Linked DNA regions of Homo sapiens: region 1 is linked to region 2. A link is a loop called in an ENCODE intact Hi-C map of the cell type or tissue named here. Cell type or tissue: heart right ventricle. All regions are shown on one strand.

What was found. Peaks named below come from ENCODE experiments on the same cell type or tissue, not always from the same donor. Only the 100,000 strongest peaks of a DNase experiment are listed, where the experiment ranks them.
Region 1: a loop joins it to region 2, with 4 times the contacts of the local background. A loop is called at or near these places in 4 of 110 quality-filtered maps.

The regions. Positions count from the first base shown.
Region 1 is chr19:42,278,994-42,281,493 of GRCh38, forward strand. All of the region lies in intron 2 of CIC (capicua transcriptional repressor), which reads left to right. Among named protein-coding and RNA genes, the nearest start is that of CIC, 11 kb to the left of the region's middle. RefSeq lists silencers at 729-1,068, 1,149-1,268, 1,549-1,868, 2,129-2,328, enhancers at 910-1,054, 1,194-1,699 and a cis regulatory region at 975-990. In heart right ventricle, CTCF peaks have their summits at 950 (motif pointing left) and 1,150; DNase peaks (open chromatin) are centred at 982, 1,528 and 2,357; H3K4me3 peaks cover 2,500 bases; H3K27ac peaks cover 2,500 bases.
Region 2 is chr19:42,418,928-42,421,427 of GRCh38, forward strand. The region is part of intron 1 of LIPE (lipase E, hormone sensitive type); the gene reads right to left. The region is part of intron 1 of LIPE-AS1 (LIPE antisense RNA 1); the gene reads left to right. Among named protein-coding and RNA genes, the nearest start is that of LIPE, 7.2 kb to the right of the region's middle. In heart right ventricle, a CTCF peak has its summit at 1,267 (motif pointing right); a DNase peak (open chromatin) is centred at 555; H3K4me3 peaks cover 460 bases; H3K27ac peaks cover 2,500 bases.

The DNA.
Region 1 (2,500 bases), 140 kb before region 2:
CAGAGGGCATGACCCAGGTCATCCTACCTCCCCCTTTACCCCTTGCCTTTCATTTGATGCCAGCTTCATTGAAAGGAGTCCCAGATATAGTGCACCCCAATGGGTAGGGCCTCAGAGACGAGGCAGTACCCACCAACTATGCTTGGGCAGGTGGGGAAAAAGAGGGGCCAAAGGGGTTAAGCCTGGGTCTCCTGACTCCCCAGATCCAGATACTGCCCACCATAATTTCCATTTTGTTTCAAACAGTGAACCCTATCTCCACCAGCAGAAGCCAGCTCCCTCCTCATCCCTCTGCCAGGCCCAGGGCTGAGCAGTCCTGGGGCAGGTGGGTGAGGAAGGCAGATGTGGATGCAGGCACAGGCAAGGATGAGCCCAGGGAGGTACTGAGTCTGGGGAAGCCAAGGGGCAGGGACAACTCAGTGGTTCATGGGGGCTGATAAGGGAGGATCAGGTAGGTTTCTCACTGGAGGTGACATTTGAGCTGAAGTATGAGGAATGAGTAGATTTCAGAATAGTCAAAGAAAGGAAAAGGCAATTCCACCTGAAACAGCTGCATGAGCAAAGACCAGGAAGAGTGAAAGTGCATGAACTCCGAGTGGCTAGTTGAGGCTGGAGCTGACACCAGAGTCCAGGCTTAGCAGAAGGGTGCCGTGGACGACAGGCCCAGCTTGAATGCCAGGCTGAGAAGCTGGGGCTCTACGCGGGCCAGTAAAGAGTCAAGAAGGCATTTAGAGCAGGGGAGGGAAAATGTTGGATCTAGGTGTCAGAGACCCCTGGAGACCGCCCTGGAAAGGCAGGAGTTGGGAAGAAGATGGCTTGGGGAAGAGGAGGAGAGGAGGAAGAGCTTGTGAAGGTGCAGGAGTGAGTCTTGGTAACTGTAGAAGAGACCCCAGCTCCCCCAGCTTAGCAGCCCCCAGCACCAGGAGCTGCGAGGCGTCAGGCTGCCTCCTGGCGGCAGGCGGCGGCGGGACAGCAGGCGCGCGCATGCGCGGCAGAGGGGGTTGGGGGGTACGTCCCGGAGCCCCCGGTGCCCGGGTATTAATGGCTCCATTAGTGGCCGGGAGGGAGGCGCATTAGCGGCGGCGACGGCGTCTGGCTCCCATTACCACCGGCGGCAGCGGCTGCACCGCAGGCGGCTGGACCCTAGCCCGCCGCGCCGCCTCCTCCACCCCCACCCTATCCCCTGTTCCCGCTCCCCACGAGGGCCCGGGCAGGGAACTCCCGTCCCCCTATTTCAGCGGAAAAGCTGATTGTGAAGCCAGATAGATTTGGGTTCAAATCCCGGCCGTGCCACCTCGCGGCTGCAAGATGCTATCCCCCCTCTGAGCCTGTTTCTTGCGAAGTAGTCGGGGAAACCGGGTGCTCCGGGGGCTGTGTAGAAGCGGACTGGCACCCAGCGAGGGCCGCGCCCAGCCCCCGCTGGCACCTAGGGGTGTGGGTTCCCGCGCGCCCCTGGGTGCAGACCTCCTGTGTCGGGCCTCCGTCCTTCTCATTGGCTGCCGTCTCGCCCGCTGACCGCTGATTGGCCGAGACCTGCTTCTCCGCCCCTGAGCGATTAACCCCTGCGCTGCCGCGTCCTCGGGCTGGGTGGGGTACCCTCCCTCCCACCGCAGACAGCTCGGGTGCCAGCTGGCCGGCGCCCCGCCGCGGCCCGCGTGGGTGTCAGGCCGGCCGGGCACCCGTCCGCCCTCCCTGCACAAAGCGGCTTTGTGGAGCCTGCCGGGGGTTGGCTGGGGGCCAGGCGGCGAGTGGAAAATCTCGTGAGCGCGGGGAGGGGAGGGGAACGCAGGGCGGCGCCCCCTCCTCTGCTCGGGCCTTGGCGCCTCCCTCAGCCCGCGCCGACCAACCCTCCCAGCCCAAGCGCCTGTACACCCCTTTCCCGCCCCCGCACCTTCCCTTCCCCAAACCCACGTCTCTCAACCCCCCCACCCCCGCATCCCACCCATCTCCCAATCCCTGGGGACCATCCCCCACACACTCTCCCCAGTCTCTCTTTTCCTCCTGGTCCCCCTGCCTACCCCAGCCCCACTCACACTGACTCACCCCGGCGCTATTTTTAGCCCCCCATCCTTGCCGAGCCGCGCCAGCCCAATCCTGGGCTCGTTCCCCAGGCAACCCTGGCCGTCGCCGACGCCGCCCGGGGTGGGTGGGTGGGTGTGTATGTGGAAAGCGGGTGAGGGGAGCTGGGGACACCGGGGTGGTGAGCTGAGGCGGGGACCCGGGCCTGGAGAGCAGGGTGGGGAGCCGCAGGCGGCCGGCAGGGGTGCGGTGCCTCGCGGGCTCAATAAATGGGCCCCATGAGTTTAGAGTGCGCGTCTGCCTGTCCCTCGGTCTGTCAGCATCCCTGGCTGCTCGCCCCAGGCCTCTGGGCAGGCCTCAGCCTGTACCGCCCGCCCGGGTGGCTGTTGATGTCTTCGTCTGGGTTCCCTGTCCCCAGGCCTGGGTGTGGTGGCACAGTGGGGGCTGTTTAGGGGCAGTCCTTCTGTGGAGTTGGTTAGGG
Region 2 (2,500 bases):
GTGCACTGCCGCCCCTTGGTAAAGTGGTAGCATCCATGCCGGTAGGGATCTTTTAAGATGAGGAGTGGGGGCCGGGCGCCGTGGCTCACACCTGTAATCCCACCACTTTGGGAGGCTGAGGCCGGTGGATCACCTGAGATCGGGAGTTCGAGACCAGCCTGGCCAACATGGAGAAACCCTGTCTCTACTAAAAATACAAAATTAGCCGGGCATGGTGGCGCGTGCCTGTAGTCCCAGCTACTCGGGAGGCTGAGGCAGGAGAATCGCTTGAACCTGGGAGGCAGAGGTTGCGGTGAGCCAAGATCACACCATTGCACTCCAGCCTCGGCAACAAGACAGAAACTCTGTCTCAAAAAAATTAAAATAAAATAAATAAAAAGATGAGGAGAGGGGACATTTCCAACAAAACAAGTGACTGCACAAAGGAGTGGGGAAGGGGCTGGACCCAGGCCCTAGGGACTCCAGAGCTCTGCCCTTTGTCCTGTTCCAGGCGGCTCCCCGAGGACTGGGCTGGGTGGAGCTGGCAGGAAGGGATGCTGAGGTTGCCAGCAACTCGCCAGGAATCCCTGGCAGAGGGCACTGGGGCAGGGGTAGGCCCACTGGGGCCGTGGGTAAGGACTAGGGGAGAGGTAGGGCAGAGGGGATTTGGCTTTGGGTGGTGTCCCACTGACTGGGCACTGGACCTTTCTTTGCCCTGAAGAGTTTCTGGACAGCTGAATCCGACTCCTGGGGACTGAGCAGGGGTAAGGAGGGCGGTGGGGAAGGAAGTGGGGTGGGGGTGGATGGGGGATGGAGGAAGGGCCAGGTGTGGGGCCTGGGAGGAAGCAAAGGCTTCTGAAGCCAGGAAGCCTGGAATCAGATGCAGGTGGGGACAATGAGTGGCTGGATCCCCGAGAGTGTGTGCATAAAAGAGCAAACGTTGCACCAACAGCCTCTGCGTGCCTGGTCTCTTTCTCTGTGCGTGTGTGTGTTTAATTTAAAAATAGGGATCGAGTCTAGCTGTGTTGCCTAGACTGGTCTCGAACTCCTGTGCTCAAGCAATCCTCCTGCCTTGGTCTCCCAAAGTGCTGGGATTTCTTTTCTTTTTTTTTTTTTTTTCATTCTCAAAGGAGGTGATGAGATTTCTTTATGTGTTTTATGTGAAGTGACTCATGTCGCCTGCCCCACAACCTATGAGGGAGAGACCATTATCATCCCTTTTGGCAGATGACAAAATTGAGGCACAGAAAGGTGACATAACCCCCGGGGTCACACGGCCAGCAGGGGGCAGCTCCAGGGCAGAGCTGCTGATCTCTGCTGTGTTTCTGTGTGCTGCTCCCTCTGTCTGTGCTTCAAAGTATATGCTTTCTGGTCGGGTGTGAGTGTGTCTGGGGTTCACGTGTACATATGTACCTCTGCAGGTATGTGTCATGGCTGGCGTGTGTCCTGGCCTGTGTCCGTCGGCACTGGTACATTTGAAGGTATGAATGTTTGTATGCCTGTGAATGTATCTGTGTCTCTGTTTCTCTTGGCCTGTGAGCTTGTGTGGGCGTGTTTGTTTATGTATGAATGGATATACATGCTTGTGCGTGTCTTGGTCTCTGTGTGTGTGTTGAGAACAAACCTCTCCCCATTTGCTCAAGCTGGAACCCAGGATGTCATCCTGGCCACCTCCCCACCCCCCAACTCCCATGCAATCCATCCCCTAGTCCTGCCCACTATGCCTACTAAAGGCCTCTGGAACCTGGCCCTTCTCCCCACCTCCACTGCCTCCTCCCTGGTCCAGGCGGTAGCATCATTACCTGGGTGACTATGACAGATCTTTATATATTTCTGATTTTGTTCTCTTTGATTTGTTGTCCACATAGCAGCCACAGGATCTTTTTAGCACACAAATCTGTTCACACACTTCCAACCCTTCAACACCCCCTCCCTTGCTTTCAGGATAAAGCCCCCAATCCTGCACATGGCCTCCCAAGCCAGGTACCATCCTCCTCTCTCTCTCTCTTTTTGAGACAAAGTCTCATTGTTGCCCAGGCTGGAGTAGAGTGGTGCGATCACAGCTCACTGCAGCCTCAACCTCCTGGGCTCAATTGATCCTCCCACCTCAGCCTCCCAAGTAGCTGGGACTACAGGTACACCCCACCATGCCCGGCTAATGTTTGTGTTTTTGGTAGAGACGGGGTCTCGCTATGTTGCCCACGCTGGCCTCAAACTCCTGGACTCAAGGGGTCCTCCCACCTTGGCCTCCCAAAGTGCCAGGATTACAGGTGTGAGCCGCTGTACCCAGCTACCATCCTCCTCTCTTAAACTGCCTGCCCTGTTTCCTCTTCCTCTTCCTCCTGGCCCTGGCTGAGCTCCCTCTGCACTGTAACTCAGTGTTTCCTCAAGCCTCGGGTCTTTCTCCATACTGTCCTCTCTGTTCCCCTGCCTGCCCCCTGCACAGCACTTAACGCCTGTCCATCTTGGGTCCAATATTGCCTCCTTGGGAAGCCTCTCAATTCTATCTTCCCAGGGTGTT